Regions from separate parts of the Mus musculus genome. Here region 2 is linked to region 1. Evidence: chromatin loops called from intact Hi-C (ENCODE). Cell type or tissue: left cerebral cortex. All regions are shown on one strand. Links, peaks and the distances in the headings refer to the core of each region. The heading gives the core; the rest is flanking DNA.

Region 1 (11,594 bases), core at 2,141-10,140:
AAAGTCTTTAATTTCTTTCTTTATTTCTTCCTTGACCAAGGTATCATTGAGAAGAGTGTTGTTCAGTTTCCACGTGAATGTTGGCTTTCCATTATTCATGTTGTTATTGAAGATCAGTCTTAGGCCATGGTGGTCTGATAGAATACATGGGACAATTTCAATATTTTTGTATCTGTTGAGGCCTGTTTTGTGACCAATATGGTCAATTTTGAAGAAGGTCCTCTGAGGTGCTGAGAAGAAGGTATATCCTTTTGTTTTAGGATAAAATGTTCTGTAGATATCTGTCAGGTCCATTTGTTTCATAACTTCTGTTAGTTTCACTGTGTCCCTGTTTAGTTTCTGTTTCCACGATCTGTCCATTGATGAAAGTGGTGTGTTGAAGTCTCCCACTATTATTGTGTGAGGTGCAATGTGTGCTTTGAGCTTTACTAAAGTGTCTTTAATGAATGTGGCTGCCCTTGCATTTGGTGCGTAGATATTCAGAATTGAGAGTTCCTCTTGGAGGATTTTACCTTTGATGAGTATGAAGTGTCCCTCCTTGTTTTTTTTTTGATAACTTTGGGTTGGAAGTCGATTTTATCTGATATTAGAATGGCCACTCCAGCTTGTTTCTTCAGACCATTTGCTTGGAAAATTTTTTTCCAGCCTTTCACTCTGAGGTAGTGTCTGTCTTTTTCCCTGAGATGGGTTTCCTGTAAGCAGCAGAATGTTGGGTCCTGTTTGTGTAGCCAGTCTGTTAGTCTATGTCTTTTTATTGGGGAATTGAGTCCATTGATATTAAGAGATATTAAGGAAAAGTAATTGTTGCTTCTTTTTATTTTTGTTGTTAGAGTTGGCATTCTGTTCTTGTGGCTGTCTTCTTTTTGGTTTGTTGAGGGATTACTTTCTTGCTTGTTCTAGGGCGTGATTTCCGTCCTTGTATTGCTTCTTTTCTGTTATTATCCTTTGAAGGGCTGGATTCGTGGAAAGATATTGTGTGAATTTGTTTTTGTCGTGGAATACTTTGGTTTTTCCATCTATGGTAATTGAGAGTTTGGCCGGGTATAGTAGCCTGGGCTGGCATATGTGTTCTCTTAGTGTCTGTAGAACATTTGTCCAGGCTCTTCTGGCTTTCATAGTCTCTGGTGAAAAGTCTGGTGTAATTATGATAGTCCTTCCTTTATATGTTACTTGACCTTTCTCCCTTACTGCTTTTAATATTCTATCTTTATTTAGTGCATTTGTTGTTCTGATTATTATGTGTCGGGAGGAATTTCTTTTCTGGTCCAGTCAATTTGGAGTTCTGTAGGCTTCTTGTATGGTCATGGGCATTTCTTTCTTTATGTTTGGGAAGTTTTCTTCTATTATTTTGTTGAAGATATTAGCTGGCCCTTTAAGTTGAAAATCTTCATTCTCATCAATTCCTATTATCCGTAGGTTTGGTCTTCTCATTGTGTCCTGGATTTCCTGGATGTTTTGAGTTAGGATCCTTTTGCATTTTGTATATTCTTTGACTGTTTGTCGATGTTCTCTATGGAATCTTCTGCTCCTGAGATTCTCTCTTCCATTTCTTGTATTCTGTTGCTGATGCTCCCATCTATGGTTCCAGATCTCTTTCCTAGGGTTTCTATCTCTAACGTTGCCTCGCTTTGGGTTTTCTTTATTGTGTCAACTTCCCCTTTTAGTTCTAGTATGGTTTTGTTCATTTCCATCACCTGTTTGGATGTGTTTTCCTGTTTTTCTTTAAGGACTTCTACCTGTTTGGTTGTGTTTTCCTGCTTTTCTTTAAGGGCCTGTAACTCTTTAGCAGTGCTCTCCTGTAATTCTTTAAGTGACTTATGAAAGTCCTTCTTGATATCCTCTATCATCATCATGAGAAATGTTTTTAAATCTGGGTCTAGATTTTGGGTTGAGTTGGGGTGCCCAGGACTAGGTGGGGTGGGAGTGCTGTGTTCTGACGATGGTGAGTGGTCTTGATTTCTGTTAGTAGGATTCTTACGTTTGCCTTTCGCCATCTGGTAATTTCTGAAGCTAGCTGTTATAGTTGTCACTGTTAAGAGCTTGTTCTTCAGGTGACTCTGTTAGCCTCTATAAGCAGACCTGGGAGGGTAGCTCTCTCCTTAGTTTCAGTGGGCAGAGTATTCTCTGCAGGTAAGCTCTCTTCTTGCAGGGAAGGTACCCAGATATTTGGTGTTCGAACCGGCCTCCTGGCAGAAGTTGTGTTCCACTCGCTAGAGGTCTTAGGATCCCATGTGGAATCCTGTGTGGGTCCTTGCGGGTGTCAGGCGACTCTGCTGGCAAGGTACCCGGTGCTCGAGTGGAGTTGGAGGGACTTGTGCCCTAGGTCAGGCCCGGGTAGTCTGCTTCCCTATTTACTGCAGTCTCAGGTTCTGCGCCATTGGATTGGGGCAGACACTGTGTTCCACTCACCAGAGGTCTTAGGATCCCGTGGGGAATCCTGTGTGGGCCCTTGCGGTTGTCGGGCGACTCCGCTGGCAAGGTACCCTGGGGCTCGAGTGGAGCGGAAGGGGGGTTTTTCTTTTTGTCATGTTTGTTCTTGGGATCAAATTCAGTTCTGATGTCAGGTGTTTTCGCAATTGTCTTTGCCCTCTGAGCAGTCTTGTAGTCTCTTAAATTTATTTACTAACATATATGCATTATATACAAATTTCATAAAAGTAATGTCTTTCAAGTATGTCTTATATTTTAACTACATCATCCACTGTCCCGATTTTTTCTCTGCTTTCTTACTATTATCTTTTTAACCCTAGTCTGTCTTATACTTTTATGTACATGTATAAATAAATACATACACACACACCACACCTATCGATGTATACAAATACAGACTCATTCATATCTACGCACGCATACAGAGATGTACCCACATATACATATGCATGTACATACATTAAAGCCTTTTAGATTCCAAGATTAAATTATTGTCTTCCAGGACACACACAAACTTAACACACAACATATTTAGAATGCATACATAAAAGAAAATGTGATTTTTTTTTTTGCCCCTATTTCTGGGGCTAATTTTCCCTCTAAAGTCTTCTTATATGCTTTCCAACTGTGAAGACTGAAAAGCCTCTCTGTACTCTAATGTTGGATATATGCAAGCTACCAATCTTTACATTGGATATTAATTAATAGAATTTAATGTTTTTAGAGGGTAATAATTTGTGCTTCTCTGTAAACAATATGCTAACTAATCCAATCAGTATTCTCATTAAGAAAGTTATTGAGTTCATATTTTGGAGATATATCAGGGGAAAACTGCCTTATAGATTACATAATATTGCTGGAGGATCTATAAATATCTTAAAGCTTTTGCATAGGAATCAGTGTGCCCAAACTTGCATGATGTGTCTGTGCCTAGGAAAATAGCTATTCTGGGTATTTCCCAAGGAAAATCTTGAAGTGATGTATTTAGTGTTTTCTTTAATGTGACAACACATCCGAGAAAAGCAACGTAAAGTCAAAGATTTATTTTAGCTCATAGTTTCTGTTTCAGGCCAAGGTATGTTGGTATACTTACTGTGAACATAAATGAGATTGAATATCTTAGAAGAAGGAACTCTGGGGGGAAAGCTGCTCTCCTCATGCCAGCTGAGAAGCAGAGTAAGGTAGAAAGAAGCCAGGGACATGACCCAGTCTTTAGAAGCACCCCCTTGATCCTCAAGTAGCACAAACCTCTTACTTTCCAGCATCTCTTCCAAAATGCCATTTAATAAAGAATAATCAATGGATGAATTCAGTAATTAAGTCAATGTTTTCATGATTGATTCATTTTCAAAGTTTAATCCATAAGCTGGGAACCAAATACCTTAACTGGGAATCTTTTCAATGACAATGCAGAAACAAACCATAATCCTAAAAGGGCAAGTGGATTCATGATTGGAAGAAAGGTAGAATTGGAGAATAAGAATATCCAACATGAATTATAAAGACCAAAGTTCATAGCAAAGCAAATTTATATGTATGGACATAGTTATTTAGAAGTAATTTGACTATATGACCATTTATAATTACACAGTAGTTTCCTCCCTAGAGCCCACAGTTTCTAAATTAATGAGTTTTTGACCAGATTTACTCTAATGGGTATAAAATTACTTCCATGGTTCAGTTCTCAACTGTCAGTCAGAAACTGGTTGTTCACTACCATAACCATCATGCAATTATTACCCCAGTTCATACTTCTTGGTAACTAGTCAAGGCTGTATCATTAGGGTTCAGTGTGGAGTAAGATATTGAAGTCTTTTCTCTCTCAGAGACTGTTCTACTTTTGTATTCTTAGACAATATATACTACTTTCACAGTTATAGAAAGAACATTTGTACAGAATACCACAGATTATCCCCTTGCTATGGTGGAAATTCAAATGAAATCTACTTTAGAGTCTATCTTACTGCAGTCAGAATGGACATCAACAGGGATATAGAGGAATATAAATCTCAGAGTGGACTTAGAGGAAGTGCAGTTCTTATACAGGGGTTGGTCAAAAAGAAATCTAGTGCAGCCACTTTGGTTATCAATCTGGATATTTGTCAAAGGACCAGAAACAGATCTACCACATGGCCCAGCTTTACCACTCTTGTGTATACAACCAAAGTACTTCATATCATCTAACAGGGACACTTGCACATCTATGTTTATTGTTACTCTATTGACAATAAGTAGGAAATTTCATCAAACTAGATGCATATCAAATCAACAATTTCTAACTTAAATGCACAATGTAATGTTACTCAGCCACGATGTAAAATGAAATTATGAAATTTTATAATGAATGGATGAAATGAAAGATGAGTGCTGGGGGCTGAATGATGTCTGTCACCGAGGTCCCAACTACAAAACCCATAAGTTCTCATGACCTGAGTGTACTAGCAGCAAAACTTCATTTTAGTGTCCTTATCGTGGAATACATGTAGCATCTAGGAAACTAGAAATGTTCTATTCATGAAAGTTTAATTTTAGGAAGAAAAACAGTTGTTGCGGTATATCACCTCCCAAATATGCCCCAGCAATGAAAACACAACACAGTTAATATGATTACATGTTGTGTGCCTAGATTGGGCAGATCTACCTCTACACTACCGTCTTTAACAGCTTATGAGACCCCTTATATCTTGCGGTTTCTCCAGGCCATGTGCTTCTTCTGCTCTGCTTTTCTTTTTATTCCTCCTCCTCTACATCCTCTCCCTCTTCCATTTTCTCCTTTCTCTCTCTCCCCAACCTTCCACTCCACCTTCCCTTTTATCTGCCCAATCATCAGCTCTCCTTTATTTTACAAATTGAGGTGGGAACTAGGTTTTCAGGAAATCACCTGAGTGCTGACTCATTCCTTGTTCAAAGCCACTCACAGGAGAGTGGAATTAACATCAAATATAATCAGCCCCAGGGCTATCCACAACAAATAGTACCATATAGGATAAATGGGAGTAGAAAATATCCTTTTCTGTCTAGTGGAGACAGAAAGCTTCAGGTACTTGAGGGATGTAATATGGAAATGAAGGACCAGAGGGAGATTTCCCCAAGTGAAGTTTAGATGAGAATACTACTTAGAAACCTATGGTCTTGGGAGAAGTTGAGAGGGTCAGGAAATTGAAAGGTGAGTGGCAGTGGGGGATGGGGAACTGGGGGGTAGCCACTAGAAAGGCCCAGTTTCCAGGGACTCAAGAAGTTCCCAGGACCCAACAGGGATGACATTAGCTGAAATACCCAACAAAATGGAGAGAGAACCCGTAGAGAACATATCTAGTTGATAGGCATAGACCCTGGTTGAGGGATGGGGCCACCTACCTGTCTCAAAAATATTAATCCAGAATTGCTCCTGTCAAAAGGAAATGTAGGGACAAAGAGTGGAGCAGAGACTAAAAGAAAGGTCATCCAAAAACTTCCACAACTAAGGATCCATCCCATCTGCAGACACTAAATGCAGACAATGGTGCTGATATATTAATAAAACTAAGTCAAAACAGTGGGACTCTTAAGAGAGTCACTGTGTGCAATGTATGGAAGCAGAAAGCTAGCAGAACTGCTGAGTTAAGGTTAACTTGATTCTTTCTGGCCACCACCTGACAGCTTTACCCATGTCATTTATCATTGGAGCTTCACAAGAAAATGCAAGTAGCTGACCTTGGAGCTTCGAGCTCTGAAGTATAGTAAATAAAAAGTTAAGGTTTAACTAATAATAAGTTTGCAATTATTATTATTATTATTATTATTATTATTATTATTATTATTGTCACAGTCCTGGGAATAGGGTCAGCTTGAAACTGTGGGGAATAACTGTTAATTCTTGATTCTTTGTGGGGTGTGGTTATTCTTTTGAATTTCATTTGGTAATGATTATACAATGTCTTTTTTTATACTTGCTTTTGGAGTATCAATAAAAGACTGGGACAAGTTAAAGGTGAGGGAGTGAATGAAGAAAGAACGTGAGGTATGAGTGTGGAGAGAGTGTGGAGTGAGTGAAGAGAGAATGTGAGGTGTATGTGGAGAGGAGTGGAGAGTGACTAGAGAGTATGTGAGGAGTGTTATGGAGAGTGTGTTTGTGAGTGAAAGGAAAATGCATGTGATATGTAGTGAGAGACTGTGATGAGAGAAAGTGTGTGGGCTGTGTGTGTGAGAAGAACACACAGAGTGAGTGTGTTAGGGAGAGAAATAGAGGGAACAAGAGAGCACAACCTCCAGCCTGAGGAGGGAGCAAAAATGACTGCAACCTCAAAGTGGGGGAGGGGAGGAAGGGAGGGAGGGAGGGAGGGAGGGAGGGAGGGAGGGAGGAAGGGAGGGTAATTTTAATCCTTGAAAAATTACCTGTCATCTTGTACCAAAAAGTTGTCTCTGTGTGTTTATTATGCGACTTCCAGATATGGCTGATTCCAGTTGAGAACACTGATCCTGTGCTAAGGCTGGACTCTGACACAGGAACTGTATTAGCAGGTTGCAGCATTAAGGAGGTTGAAAACCACTGGCCTTGGGAACTGGACTGTGCTCTTCTGTTTGTCCTAATGCATGTCAGCACACATTCAGATATGCCCATACTAGAAAGTTGGAGGATCACTGTTCTAGGATTTTCTCATGTCATTCCTCTCCTTCTATGTGACAATCTTTTTTTTTTCAATTTTTTATTAGATATTTTCTTCACTTACATTCAAATGCTATCCTGAAAGTCCCCTATACCCTCCCGCTGCCCTGCTCCCCTACCTACCCACTCCCACTTCTTGGCCCTGGTGTTCCCCTGTACTGGAGCATATAAAGTTTGCAAGACCAAGGGGCCTCTCTTCCCAATTATGGCCAACTAGGCCATCTTCTGATACATATGTAGCTAGAGACACGAGCTCTGGGGGTACTGGTTAGTTCATATTGTTGTACCACCTATAGGATTGCAGACCCCTCAGCTTCTTGGGTACTTTCTCTAGCTCCTCCATTGGGGGCCCTGTGTTCCATCCAATAGCTGACTGTGAGCATCCACTTCTGTGTTTGCCAGGCACTGGCATAGCCCCACAAGAGACAGCTGTATCAGGGTCCTTTCAGCAAAATCTTGCTGGCATTTGCAATAGTGTCTGGGTTTGGTGGCTGATTATGGGATGGATATCCAGGTGGGTCAGTCTCTGGATGGTCCATCCTTTCATCTCAGCTCCAAACTTTGTCTCTGTAACTCCTCCCATGGGTATTTTGTTCCCCATTCTAAGGAGGGACGAAGTATCCACACTTTGGTCTTCTTTCTTCTTGATTTTCTTGTGTTTTGCAAATTGTATCTTGGGTATTCTAAGTTTCTGGGCTAATATCCACTTATCAGTGAGCGCATATCATGTAAGTTCTTTTGTGATTGGCTTATTTCATTCAGGATGATATCCTCTGAATCCATCGATTTGCCTAAGAATTTCATAAATTCATTGCTTTTAATAGCTGAGTAGTATACCATTGTGTAAATGTATCACATTTTCTGTATCCATTCCTCTGTTGAGGGACATCTGGGTTCTTTCCAGCTTGGGATAACAAAAACTATTCTAAACAATAAAACAACCTCTGGGGGAATCACCATGCCTGACCTCAAGCTGTACTACAGATCAATTGTGATAAAAACTGCATGGTACTGGTACAGCGACAGGCAGGTAGATCAATGGAATACAATTGAAGACCCAGAAATGAACCCACACACCTATGGTCACTTGATCTTTGACAAGGGAGCTAAAACCAATCAGTGGAAAAAAGACAGCATTTTCAACAAATTGTACTGGCACAACTGGTGGTTATCATGTAGAAGAATGCAAATTGATCCATTCTTATCTCCTTGTACAAAGCTCAAGTCTAAGTGAATCAAGGAACTCCTCATAAAACCAGACACCCTAAAACTTATAGAGGAGAAAGTGAGGGAAAGCCTCTAAGATATGGGCACAGGGGAAAAATTCCTAAACATAACAGCAATGGCTTGCATTGTAAGATCAAGAATTGACAAATGGGATCTCATAAAATTGTAAAGCTTCTGTAAAGCAAAAGACACTGTCAATAAGACAAAAAGGCCACCAACCAAAAGATTGGGAAAGGATTTTTACCAATCCTAAATCAGATATTTATGTACAATATGTACAAAGAACTCAAGAAGCTGAATTCCAGAAAATCAAATAACCAACCCTATTAAAAATTGAGTACAGAGCTAAACAAAGAATTCTCAACTGAGGAATACTGAATGGCTGAGAAGCACCTGAAAAAAATGTTCAACATCCTTTTTGTGTTGTTTTGTTTTGTTTTTGTTTTGTGTTTTTTGAGTCAGGGTTTCTCTGTGTAGCCCTGGCTGTCGTGGAACTCACTCTGTAGACCAGGCTGGCCTCTAACTCAGAAATCTGCCTACCTCTGCCTCCCAAGTGCTGGGATTAAAGGTGTGCACCACCACTGCCAGGCTTCAACATCCTTAATCATGAGGGAAATGCAAATCAAAACAACCCTGAGATTCCACGTCACACCAGTCAATATGGCTAAGATCAAAAAACTCAGATGACAGCAGATGCTGGCGAGGATGTGGAGAAATAGGAACACTCCTCCATTGCTGGTGGGATTGCAAGCTTGTACAACCACTGTGGAAATCAGTCTGGAGGCTCCTCAGAAAATTGGACATAGTACTACAGGAGGATCCAGCAATACCTTTCCTGAGCATATACCCACAAGATGTTCCAACTGGTAATAAGAACACATGCTCCACTATGTTCATAGTAGCCTATGTGATAATCTTTATCACAGCACAGGTCTTTCTTGTCACCTCTCTTTCAAGATCACAGATTTAAATGCCACAGGCCCTGTGTTGGCTCTCATATTTGGACTGAATGCACAATGCAGCATCATTGTCCCATGACTCACCATGCATTACCATGAACCTAGTTTCCTTTCTCTATCCTTGCCAGTATTCTAGTGCATCAGCAGTCCTAGGAGCTGAGTATGGAGCCTCATTTTGAGAAACTTAAGTAAGGTTTCCAGACAAGTTAGAGCAAGGTTGCAGCTGAAGTTTTAGTTCACACTTGCAAGGGATACTCAGGGAACAATATACAAATCTACTAGTGGATTAAAAAGCTAGACAAAGGTACCCCCATAGAAGCAGGGGGAGGAGGGATGGGATAGAGGGTTTCCAAAGAGGAAACCTAGAATGGGGATAACACTTTAAATGTAAATAAATAAAATATCCATTAAAAAAGTAGGAAACCCATGGAGTGAGCCAAGTGACATAAATATTACTTATATTTGGAGGAAGAACAATAGAAATAAAATCCACATTGCCTGAAGCAATCTAAAGAACTAAGTGGTGAATGTTTGAGATCTGTGGGAAATACAAGGTACATAGATTCCTTCCAGCTTAAGACAGCACCAGAAGACCAAGTTGGTGTGATTGTATGTGTGTGTGTGTTTGTGTGTGTGTGTGTTCATTGTAAAGGTCATCATTCCCCCTCAGTCTGAAATAACCAGAAACAAGATGTAAGTCTCTTCAGCAATAGGGATTTACTATCAATTAGTAAAGAGCAACCAATAGCCAGAGTTGTATGGGGATTCCCATGGGTACTCTCTGCCCAACAACTCATATGTAACCCATTGATGGCACTGGAGGTTTCATTTGGTGGCGAGAGATGTCTAGCTGAGGTTTTTCCTCCTTTGTTATTTGTTTCCATTTAGATTACTTTCATATATGCATATATGTTAATCAACATCTACTGAAGTAGGTTCTATATGGGCCTTCAAATGACCCTTAATGCTAGGTATCTCTCCCTGTATTCTCTCTCTTACTTTCCTCTTGCCTCACCACATTGAGAAGTTGTACTGATGCCTAACTAGAGCCTCCAAGCCTACTGACTAGTGTTCATAGTGCTGAAAAACATCCTGCATTCTATCAGAGGTGAGAGGTAATTACCAACCCAATTATAAATCCTGTAATTTGGAATGTTTTTGGCAGTAAAGAACTTCTTTCTAACTGGAATTAAGGTCCACTACATGATATGGAACCCACGACAGACTCTGCTCATGTGGCCAAGAAGATGAGACTAGAAAGGCCATGCTCCTTGAGGAAACCAATAGTTCTGCTAAAGGACCACAATGAAATGGCTTCCAATTACATTCTGTTATAACCATAGGTCACATTTTGCTCAGCCATCATCAGAGAAGCTTCTTCCCGCCGTAAATGGGAACAAATATAGAGACTTAAAAGTAGAGAAAGTGGAAAGAGTGAGAGATCTTGGTGCATGCAGTCCTAAATGAAGTAGCTTCATCAAAGCCCTCCTCAGAGAGCTCAGGATCTATGTGGATAAGGTGGCAGAAAGACTTTGAGAGCCAGAGATGATGGATGACATCAGGAAGCAGTGTTTTACAGATGCAACAGGACTGATGCACATATGAACTCACAGAGATGTGGCAGTATATACAGGTCCAGCACAGGTCTAAACTAGATGGGGTCCCAGTGGTGAGAGGGGAAAATGGACAAAAACTATCAAGTGACCACCATACTGTTGTCTATCATGTAATCATGTTTTAGCAATTTAGGGAGGAATTCCTAATATGCATATCAGAAATAGTTTAACAATTTATACTTGAGAAGTAGATGTGTAAAATTATTTATTTAATGTAAAATAAAAGTTAAATGTCTTTTGACTAAAAGCATATTTAATTTTCATTCATATTCTTGAGTTAATGTTAAAGTGCTAGTATTGGATAAATACTTTTCTTTGAATAAAAAGTACCATGAAGTGTGTTGTGACTTTTGACTAATGGTACACATGTTAACAGTTTGTGTCCCTCCATAAAATAGACTGGCCTAGAACATGCTATGTATCCCAGGGAGATCCCAAACTTCTGATCCTCCTGTTTCTGTCTTCCCAGTTCTTGGATTACAGATTTGAATTTCCACTCCTTGCCAAGATTGTTTATTTTTTGTTTCTTGTACTTTATGGATAATGTTGGGTATAATTTATATATATATATCAGTAATTTAAATCTTTCAAGGTATTTTGCTTTTGTTATTGCTATTTATTTTCATTCATAGTTAAACATTTTGGGGGGGGTGGCAGCAATCTCTGATGTGGTAGTCTATTGGTCTTTGTAAACTTATAGCTTGAATTAACAAGGCT
Region 2 (11,594 bases), core at 1,377-9,376, 190 kb after region 1:
GTGAGAGAGGGTCTCCTATTTCCCTGGTTAGGGTAAATTTCCTGGGAGACAAGCTGGCTTTGGAGTCTAGAAGCAGAAGGCACTTTGATCTGTGTTCCTGGTCATGGTAGAAGTCCTTAAAGTTAAGTAGGCTGGAGGGAGGGGGACAACATGCTGATCTGCTACAGGTTCAGGTAGAGGTGCAGAATGGAAGGATGATGGGGCACATGTAGTGTGGGATAAATCTCATGTATGCTATGCTCTGAGGAGTCCTAGATGTTATGGGTATTGGGGTGAGGGTCTCACCCATGTTCCTACTTATGGCAGATCTCCTGGGAGACAGATAGGCTGTGAGATCCTGTGAGGGGCAGGCTCAGTTATATCTCCAAATTTCTGAATCCTTTGCTACAGTCTTCTGTGTCTTCACCATCCAGGGCTCTTAGTTCTAATTCACATGTAAGCAGATCTGCCTGAGCAATAGAAAAACTGAGATGTTCCAGGGCTGCTGGGCAACTGTGCTGCTGAATGCTGACTTGTGCAGGACCACCATAGCTAAGAAACTGAATCTCAGCAAAGTTTTATGGGTCCCATATACATATATACATATAAGCATCTACTGAAATGGGTTTCTATATGATCTCTCAAATGGCCCTTAGTGCTACCTATCTTCCTGTATTCTCTCTCTTACCTTCCTCTTTGAACACAGTACTAGTGTCTTCATGCCTACTGACTAGTGTTCATGTTACTGAAAGATATTCCTCATTTTACCAGAGGAGAAAGGTAACCTAATTAGAAACCCTGTGATCTTCTGTTCAATTGAATTTAATGCTCTCTCCAAGAGATGCAACCCAAGCCAGGTGGTCAAGAAAATGCAACTAGATAGGCCATGGGTCTAAGTGAAACCCAGATGCTATAGTTCTGAGAAGGGATACAGCAATGAAATGAAATCATTAGGTTGACATTTTGTTATACCCATAGATCAAAGCATTGCTTCATCATTAGAGAAGCTTCTTCCTGCAGTGGATGGAAAGTAATATAGAGACTAACAGACAGACAAAGTAGAAAGAGTGAGATCTTGGAGTTCAGTCCTACATGGATTGTTTTCATCAAACTCCTCCCCTGAGAGCTCAGAGATCTCTGTAGATGAGGAAGCAAAAAAATTTTGAGATGATGGATGACATAAAGAAAACACTGTCCTCTAGACACAACAGGGCTAATGCACATATGAACTCTCAGAGACTGTGGCAGGACACCAGTCCAGTACAGGCAAAGCTAGGAGGGGTCCAGGAGTCAGACATGGAAATGGACATGAGCTTTCCTCTTTAACCATGAAAATATCATGTGACCACCATACTGCTGTTTCCCTTATATGATTGTGTGTTAGCACAGATATCTGAATATGCCTATCAGAGATAATTTAATGTTTTAGACCTGAGAAGTAGATATATATAATTATATATTTAATGCCATATAAATGTGAAATGCATAGTGGTTAAATGTATATTTGATTTTCAGTAATATTCTTGGCTCAATGCTAAATGTTAATATTGGATAAACACTTTGCTTTGGATAGATAATGCCATGAGCTGCCTTGCAATTAGTTGACTAATAATACACATTTTTGAGTGTTTACGTCTCTATAGACTAGACTGTCCTAGATTAGACTTGCTATGCACCCAAGGCTGGCCTTAAACTCATGATCCTGCTGTTTCTATCTCTCAGTTTCTGGGATTATAGACATGAATATCCATTCCTTGACAAAAAAATATTTATTTTTTGTTTCTTTTACTTTTTACATAACATTGGCTCTATAACTTGCTTCACACACACACACACACACACACACACACACACACACACACACACATATATACACATATGTATTCATAATCCAATAAATCTAAATCTTGGAAGGTTATTTGATTTCTCTTTTTTCTATTATTTTCATTTATACCTAACTTTTTTCTTTTGGATGGCACCTATCTTTGATGTTGGGATCTATTGGTCTTGGCATATTTATTCCTTGATTTAAGAAGGCTGCACCCCTTCTGGAGAGTTTTTTTTCCCCAATGAATATATATATATGACCCGTCCAGCAGGTCTAGTTATTCGAGGGTCTCGAGGGGACCTCCTCCTAATAATCAAATGGGGGGGGGGGGTAGAGAGAGATGAGGGCCTTGTGCGAATAACGACACGGAAACCGTTCTGGAATGCATCAAAGCCCCAAATGTATTAGCCAGGCCCGAGGTTTAAATGCACAAGAAAAAGGGGAAGTGCCTTTCAGCAGGAGGACTGGGGCAGAGGAAATGCACCTCAGCAGGAGGGATAGGGCAGCGGAAATTTTTCCTTTGGCGACTACAAGGGGAAGCAGGAACTTGGTGGTATCAGGGTACATCTTGAGGTCAGGACATCTGGTGCTGACTTAGGGCTGGAACAATCTGTGGTTGTTCTCTGAGCAGTGTGTCTGATGGCCTACTTTTGACCCCCTTTTCTTCTCCGGGGGAGAGGCCCAATTCAGAGATCAGGACAATAGCATTGCCTTAATAGCTAGATGTATATGTATATCTCATTTTCTTCCCCCCTGCCTCTATGAGGGTGCTCTTCCACCCACCCACTCCCATCTTCCTGCCCTGACATTTCCTTACACTGGGACATTGAACATTCTCAGGCCCAAGGATCTCTCCTCCCACTGATGTCCAACAAGGTCATCCTCTGCCACATATGCAGCCAGCACCATGGGCCCCTCCATGTGTATTCTTTGGTTGGTGGTCCAGTCCCCAGGAGTTCTGGGGTGTCTGGCCAGTTATCACTGTTGCTCCCTCCATGTGGCTGCAAACTCCCTCAGCTCCTTCAGTCCCTTCTCCAACTCCTCCATTGGGGATCCCCGCGCTCTTTTTAACCTGTTTACTATGTCAGCAAGACCATTATAACCCACTTACAATATTGCTAATTTTTAAATTACCCTAGAATATTTATTTCTGGAATTAAATACTCTTTCAATTTTGGTCTACAATCATGATTTTATGATTGTTTAATTTTTTTTCCATTCTCCCATTTTAGAGCGCTGTTTAAGTTCCACAAAGTAGAAGAAAATACTTATTAGTTTATGCTAGGGTTATATTTGCCTTGAGATTAAAACTTTTTAGGTCCCAAGATTAAATTATTGTCTTCCAGGATTTCCACAGAATAAATTCTGAGCTTCTCTTTTCATATCAGTCCCATTTTTAGTCTGTAAACACAATGTCCAACGCACTGTTCATAGGCTTCAGAATAGGTGTCTTAGGAGATGGGAGATACTGAACAAATTTAGCTCCCATTTCCTTTTTTTTTATAATTTTTATTTTTTGCATTTCCTCTTTCCCAGATTCTACCCTTACTATCTTTTATTGCATGTTTTCTTCTATGTTTTTTTTTTTTTGTTTCTGTGATTTTTTTTTTAAAATAATCACCCTAAGACTGTCAATCTGAGGTAACTCTCCTCAAAAGTTAACTGACTTAAATGTCTTTGATTTTAACTGAATGCTGCTGTTAGAGCACCTAGTACTTTGCTGTTGAAGAGCTATAAGCTGATATCTCTCAGTGATCCCTCTTGCTCTCTGTGATGGCATTTTTGTTGATTGACACCATCCACTCTCACACACACTGCCCAGGCATTTGCTTTTGTATTTGCTGGCTGCTTTGCATAGACCCCTCCAGCCTAACCCAGCTGCTCAGAATTTATAAACCAGTATGAACTGAGCAGCATCAGACAGGCAGGGGAAGCAAGATGGATTCACAGGCCCAGGTTCTTATGTTACTGCTGCTATGGGTATCTGGTGAGAAATTTAAAAGTATTATCATTTCAGAGTTACACCTTTTTATATAAGAAATTTATACTATGTGCAAGTGTGTAATATTACTTCCATAATAACTCTGACAATATGACATTACAAAGACCTTTGACAAATTTCAACTGTTATAATAATCTATTTGTGTATGTATTCATGTTCACTTTCTACTTATTTCAGGTACCTGTGGGGACATTGTGATGTCACAGTCTCCATCCTCCCTAGCTGTGTCAGTTGGAGAGAAGGTTACTATGAGCTGCAAGTCCAGTCAGAGCCTTTTATATAGTAGCAATCAAAAGAACTACTTGGCCTGGTACCAGCAGAAACCAGGGCAGTCTCCTAAACTGCTGATTTACTGGGCATCCACTAGGGAATCTGGGGTCCCTGATCGCTTCACAGGCAGTGGATCTGGGACAGATTTCACTCTCACCATCAGCAGTGTGAAGGCTGAAGACCTGGCAGTTTATTACTGTCAGCAATATTATAGCTATCCTCCCACAGTGCTTCAGCCTCCTACACAAACCTCCTTGAGAATTTCACCAGCTGCCTGCATAACACACAGTCCTTGGTCTGAACACTTCCTCTTTCTTCATGAAAGCCAGCATGCATGAAACACATGTAAAAATTTCAGAGTCCAGCAAAGGTAATTAGTTCACCATCTCTTGTGTTTTTTCTTTCTTTTTCTTTTTTGGTATGAAAAAATTTTGTATGAAAATACAAAAAAGAAACTCAGTATTATCTTTCTGTTCTTCCTGTAACACATTACCACAAACTCTTTTCCTTGAATATGAGCGATTCATCTTTTTATAGTGCTGGAGTTCTGGTTTTCAATATGAGAGACTCTATGGGCTGAAGTCAAAGTATTGTTAAACAGCACTTTAGATTGGAGGCACTAGGAAACAATGCTTTTTTTTCTTTTTTTTTTTTTTTTTTTGCTTTGACTACCTTGTCTACTTCCTAGAGTACATTCTTGCTTCATTACCTATGTACACTTCTCTATTTTTCTTTTTTTTTTTTTACTTTTTCATAAATTCTTACCTTTTTGTACTTGTGTATATGCATAGGTGCACAATTGCCTTGGCACATTTGTGGAAAATCAACTTGCACTTGGTTTTCTCTTTTTGTCATATTTGTTCTTGGGATCAAATTAAGTTCTGATGTCAGGCTTTTTGGCAATTGTCTTTGCCATCTGAGCAGTCTTGCAGTCTCTTAAATTTGTTTACTAATATACATACATCATGTACAAATTTCATAAAAGCAATGTCTTTCAAGTATGTCTTATATTTTCACTACATCATCCAACTGCCCTGATTTTTTCCTATTATCTCTTTTACTCTAGTCTGTCTTATACTTTTATGTACATTTATATATAAATACATACACACACACCACATCTATCGATGTATACAAACACACAGACTCATTCATATATATGCACACATACAGAGTTGTACCCACATATACATATGCCTGTACATGTACACACACAAACTTAACACACAGCATATTTAGGATCCATAGAGAAAAGAAAATGTGATATTTATTGCCCCTATTTCTGGGGCCAATTCTCCCTCTAAAGTCTTCTTATATGCTTTCCAACTGTGAAGACTGAAAAGCCTCTGTACTCTAATGTTGGATATAATTTTGTATTACAATATGCAAGCTACCAATTTTTACCAATTTTTGAATATTAATTAATAGAGTTTAATGTTTTTAGAGGGTAATAATTTGTGCTTCTCTGTAAACAATATGCTAACTAATCCAATCAATATTCTCATTAAGAAAATAATTGAGTTCATATTTTGGAGTTATATCATGGAAAAACTGCCTTATAGACTACATAATATTGCTGGAGGATCTACAAATATCTTAAAGCTTTTTGCATAGGAATCAGTGTGTCCAAACTTGCACGATGTGTCTGTGTCTAGGAAAATAGCTATTCTAGGCATTTCCCAAGGAAAATCTTAGAGTGATGTACTTAGTGTTTTCTTCAATGTGACAACACATCTGAGAAAAGCAGCTTAAAGTCAAAGATTTATTTTTAGCTCATAGTTTCTGTTTCAGGCCAAGGTATATTGGTATCCTTACTGTGAACATAAATGAGGTTGAATATCATAGATGAAGGAACTCTGGGGGGAAAGCTGCTCTCCTCATGCCAGCTGAGAAGCAGAGTAAGTTAGGAAGAAGCCAGAGACATGACCCAGTCTTTAGAAGCACCCCCCTTGATCCTGAAGTAGCACAGACCTCTTACTTCCCAGCATCTCCCCAAAAATGCCATTTAATTATGAATAATCAATGGATGAATTCAGTAATTCAGTCAATGTCATCATCATTAATTCATTTTCAAAAGTTGAATCCATAAGCTGGGAACCAAATACTTTAACTGGGAATCTTTTCAATGACAATGCAGAAACAAACCATAATCCTAAAAGGGCAAGCGGATTCATGATTGGAAGAAAGGAAGAATTGGAGATTAAGAATATCCAACATGAATTATAAAGACCAAAGTTCATAGCAAAGCAAATTTATATGTATAGACATAGTTATTTAGAAATAATTTGACTATATGACCATTTATAATTACACAGTAGTTTCCTCCCTAGAGCCCACAGTTTCTAAATTAATGAGTTTTTGACCAGATTTACTCTAATGGGTATAAAATTACTTCCATAGTTCAGTTCTCAACTGTCAGTCAGAAACTGGTTGTTCACTACCATAACCATCATGCAATTATTACCCCAGTTCACACTTCTTGGTAACTAGTCAAGGCTGTATCATTAGGGTTCAGTGTGGAGTAAGATATTGAAGTCTTTTCTCTCTCAGAGACTGTTCTATTTGTGTATTCTTAGACAATATATACTACTTTCACAGTTATAGAAAGAACATTTGTACAGAATACCACAGTTTATCCCCTTGCTATGATGAAAATTCAAATGAAATCTATTTTAGTGTCTATCTTACTCCAGTCAGAATGGACATCAACAGGGATATAGAGGAATATAAATCTCAGAGTGGACTTAGAGGAAGTGCAGTTCTTATACAGGGGTTGGTCAAAAAGAAATCTAGTGCAGCCACTTTGGTTATCAATCTGGATATTTGTCAAAGGACCAGAAACAGATCTACCACATGGCCCAGCTTTACCACTCTTGTGTATACAACCAAAGTACTTCATATCATCTAACAGGGACACTTGCACATCTATGTTTATTGTTACTCTATTGACAATAAGTAGGAAATTTCATCAAACTAGATGCATATCAAATCAACAATTTCTAACTTAAATGCACAATGTAATGTTACTCAGCCACTATGTAAAATGAAATTATGAAATTTTATAATGAATGGATGAAATGAAAGACGAGTGCTGGGGGCTGAATGATGTCTGTCACCGAGGTCCCAACTACAAAACCCCATATGTTCTCATGACCTGAGTGTACTAGCAGCAAACCTTCATTTTAGTGTCCTTATCATGGAATACATGTAGCATCTAGGAAACTAGAAATGTTCTATTTGTGAAAGTTTAATTTTAGGAAGAAAAACAGTTGCTGCGGTATATCTCCTCCCAAATATGCCCCGGCAATGAAAACACAACACAGTTAATATGATTACATGCTGTGTGCCTAGATTGGGCAGATCTACCCCTACACTTCCATCTTCCACAGCTTATGAGACCCCTTATATCTTGCGGTTTCTCCAGAACATGTGCTTCTGCTCTGCTTTTCTTTTTCTTCCTCCTCCTCTACATCCTCTCCCTCTTCCATTTGCTCCTTCCTCTCTCTCCCCAACCTTCCACTCCACCTTCCCTTTTATCTGCCCAATCATCAGCTCTCCTTTATTTTACAAATTGAGGTGGGAACTAGGTTTTCAGGAAATCACCTGAGTGCTGACTCATTCCTTGTTCAAAGCCACTCACAGGAGAGTGGAATTAACATAAAATATAATCAGCCCAAGGGCTATCCACAACAAATAGTAGCATATAGGATAAATAGGAGTAGAAAATATCCTTTTCTGTCTAGTGGAGAAGGAAAGCTTCAGGTACTAGAGGGATGTAATATGGAAATGAAGGACCAGAGGGAGATTTCCCCAAGTGAAGTTTAGATGAGAATGCTACTTAGAAACCTATGGTCTTGGGAGAAGTTGAGAGGGTCAGGAAATTGAACTGAGGTGAGTGGCAGTGGGGGATGGGGAACTGGGGGGGGTAGCCACTAGAAAGGCCCAGTTTCCAGGGACTCAAGAAGTTCCCAGGACCCAACAGGGATGACATTAGCTGAAATACCCAACAAAATGGAGAGAGAACCTGTAGAGACCATATCTAGTTGATAGGCATAGACCCTGGTTGAGGGATGTGGCCACCTACCTGTCTCAAAAATATTAATCCAGAATTGCTCCTGTCAAAAGGAAATGTAGGGACAAAGAGTGGAGCAGAGACTAAAAGAAAGGTTAATTTCCACAACTAAGGATCCATCCCATCTGCAGACACTAAATGCAGACAATGGTGCTGATATATTAATAAAACTAAGTCAAAACCGTGGGACTCTTAAGAGAGTCACTGTGTGCAATGTATGGAAGCAGAAAGCTAGCAGAACTGCTGAGTTAAGGTTAACTTGATTCTTTCTGGCCACCACCTGACAGCTTTACCCATGTCATTTATCATTGGAGCTTCACAAGAAAATGCAAGTAGCTGACCTTGGAGCTTTGAGCTCTGAAGTATAGTAAATCAAAAGTTAAAGTTTAACTAATAATAAGTTTGCAATTATTATTATTATTATTATTATTGTCACAGTCCTGGGAATAGGGTAAGCTTGAAACTGTGGGGAATAATTGTTAATTCTTGATTCTTTGTGGGGTGTGGTTATTCTTTTGAATTTCATTTGGTAATGATTATACAATGTCTTTTTTTATACTTGCTTTTGGAGTATCAATAAAAGACTGGGACAAGTTAAAGGTGAGGGAGTGAATGAAGAAAGAATGTGAAGTATGAGTGTAGAGAGAGTGTGGAGTGAAAAGAGAATGTGAGGTGTATGTGGAGAGGAGTGGAGAGTGACTAGAGAGTATGTGAGGAGTGTTATGGAGAGTGTGCTTGTGAGTGAAAGGAAAATGCATGTGATATGTAGTGAGAGAGTGTGAGGGGAGAAAGTGTGTGGGCTGTGTGTGTGAGAAGAACACACAGAGTGAGTATGTTAGGGAGAGAAATAGAGGGAACAAGAGAGCACAACCTCCAGCCTGAAGAGGGAGCAAAAATGATTGCAACCTCAAGGTGGGGGAGGGGGGGAAGGGAGAGAGGGAGGGAGAGAGGAAGGGAGGGAGGGAGGGAGGGAAGAAGGGAGGATAATTTTAATCCTTGAAAAATTATCTGTCAGCTTGTACCAAAAAGTTGTCTCTGTGTGTTTATTATGCAACTTCCAGATATGGCTGATTCCAGTTGAGAACACTGATCCTGTGCTGAGGCTGGACTCTGACACAGGAACTGTATTAACAGGTTGCAGCATTAAGGAGGTTGAAAACCACTGGCCTTGGTAACTGGACTGTGCTCTTCTGTTTTTCTGAATGCATGTCAGCACACATTCAGATATGCCCATACTAGCAAGTTGGAGGATCACTGTTCTAGGATTTTCTCATGTCATCCCTCTCCTTCTATGTGACAATCTTTTTTTTTTCAATTTTTTATTAGATATTTTCTTCACTTACATTTCAAATGCTATCCTGAAAGTCCCCTATACCCTCCCCCCACCCTGCTCCCCTACCCACCCACTCCCACTTCTTGGCTCTGGTATTCCCCTGTACTGGAGCATATAAAGTTTGCAAGACCAAGGGGCCTCTCTTCCCAATGATGGCCAACTAGGCCATCTTCTGATACATATGCAGCTAGAGACATGAGCTCAGGGGGTACTGGCTAGTTCATATTGTTGTACCACCTATAGGGTTGCAGACCCCTTCAGCTTCTTGGGTACTTTCTCTAGCTCCTCCATTGGGGGCCCTGTGTTCCATCCAATAGCTGACTGTGAGCATCCACTTCTGTGTTTGCCAGGCACTGGCATAGCCTCACAAGAGACAGCTGTATCAGGGTCCTTTCAGCAAAATCTTGCTGGCATTTGCAATAGTATCTGGGTTTGGTGGCTGATTATGGGATGGATATCCAGGTGGGTCAGTCTCTGGATGGTCCATCCTTTCATCTCAGCTCCAAACTTTGTCTCTGTAACTCCTCTCATGGGTATTTTGTTCCCCATTCTAAGGAGGGACGAAGTATCCACACTTTGGTCTTCTTTCTTCTTGATTTTCTTGTGTTTTGCAAATTGTATCTTGGGTATTCTAAGTTTCTGGGCTAATATCCACTTATCAGTAAGCGCATATCATGTAAGTTCTTTTGTGATTGGGTTATTTCATTCAGGATGATATCCTCCGAATCCATCCATTTGCCTAAGAATTTCATAAATTCATTGTTTTAATAGCTGAGTAGTATACCATTATGTAAATGTACCACATTTTCTGTATCCATTCCTCTGTTGAGGGACATCTGGGTTCTTTCCAGCTTGGGATAACAAAAGCTATTCTCAACAATAAAACAACCTCTAGGGGAATCACCCTGCCTGACCTCAAGCTGTACTACAGATCAATTGTGATAAAAACTGCATGGTAATGGTACAGCGACAGACAGGTAGATCAATGAAATAGAATTGAAGACCCAGAAATGAACCCACACACCTATGGTCACGTGATCTTTGACAAGGGAGCTAAAGCCAATCAGTGTTAAAAAGACAGTATGTTCAACAACTTGTACTGGCACAACTGGTTGTTATCATGTAGAAGAATGTGAATTGATCCATTCTTATCTCCTTGTACAAAGCTCAAGTCTAAGTGGATCAAGGAACTCCACATAAAACCAGACACTCTGAAACTTATAGAGGAGAAAGTGAGGGAAAGCCTCCAAGATATGGGCACAGGGGAAAAATTTCTAAACATAACAGCAATGGCTTGCATTGTAAGATCAAGAATTGACAAATGGGATCTCATAAAATTGCAAAGCTTCTGTAAGGCAAAAGACACTGTCAATAAGACAAAAAACCAACCAATAGATTGGGAAAGGATTTTTATCAATCCTAAATCAGATAGGGGACTAATTTCCAATATGTACAAAGAACTCAAGAAGATGGATTCCAGAAAATCAAATAACCCTATTAAAAATGGAGTACAGAGCTAAACAAAGAATTCTCAACTGAGGAATACTGAATGGCTGAGAAGCACCTGAAAAAATGTTCAACATCCTTATTTTGTTGTTGTTTTTTTTTTGTTTTTTTTTGTTTTGTTTTTTTTGTTTTTTTTTTTTTTTTTGTTTTTTGTTTTTTGAGTCAGGGTTTCTCTGTGTAGCCCTGGTTGTCCTGGAACTCACTCTGTAGACCAGGCTGGCCTCTAACTCAGAAATCTTGCCTACCTCTGCCTCCCAAGTGCTGGGATTAAAGGTGTGCACCACCACTGCCAGGCTTCAACATCCTTAATCATTAGGGAAATGCAAATCAAAACAACCCTGAGATTCCATCTCACACCAGTCAAAATGGCTAAGATCAAAAATTCAGGTGACAGCAGATGCTGGCGAGGATGTGGAGAAATAGGAACACTCCTCCATTGCTGGTGGGATTGAAGCTTGTACAACCACTGTGGAAATCAGTCTGGAGGCTCCTCAGAAAATTGGACATAGTACTACAGGAGGATCCAGCAATACCTCTCCTGAGCATATACCCACAAGATGTTCCAACTGGTAATAAGAACACATGCTCCACTATGTTCATAGTA

The links. Hi-C counts contacts between places; a loop is a spot of excess contacts. Peaks named below come from ENCODE experiments on the same cell type or tissue, not always from the same donor. Only the 100,000 strongest peaks of a DNase experiment are listed, where the experiment ranks them.
Region 2: it touches region 1 in a loop (27-fold over the local background); 22 of 42 quality-filtered maps call a loop at or near these places.

What each region holds. Positions count from the first base shown.
Region 1 is chr6:70,299,080-70,310,673 of GRCm38, reverse strand. It overlaps Igk. Among named protein-coding and RNA genes, the nearest start is that of Gm46962, 84 kb to the right of the region's middle. In left cerebral cortex, for the core only: no CTCF peak of the experiment used is centred there; a DNase peak (open chromatin) is centred at 9,314.
Region 2 is chr6:70,109,769-70,121,362 of GRCm38, reverse strand. It overlaps Igk and Igkv8-30. Among named protein-coding and RNA genes, the nearest start is that of Gm46962, 110 kb to the left of the region's middle. In left cerebral cortex, for the core only: no CTCF peak of the experiment used is centred there; DNase peaks (open chromatin) are centred at 3,717, 4,286 and 5,825.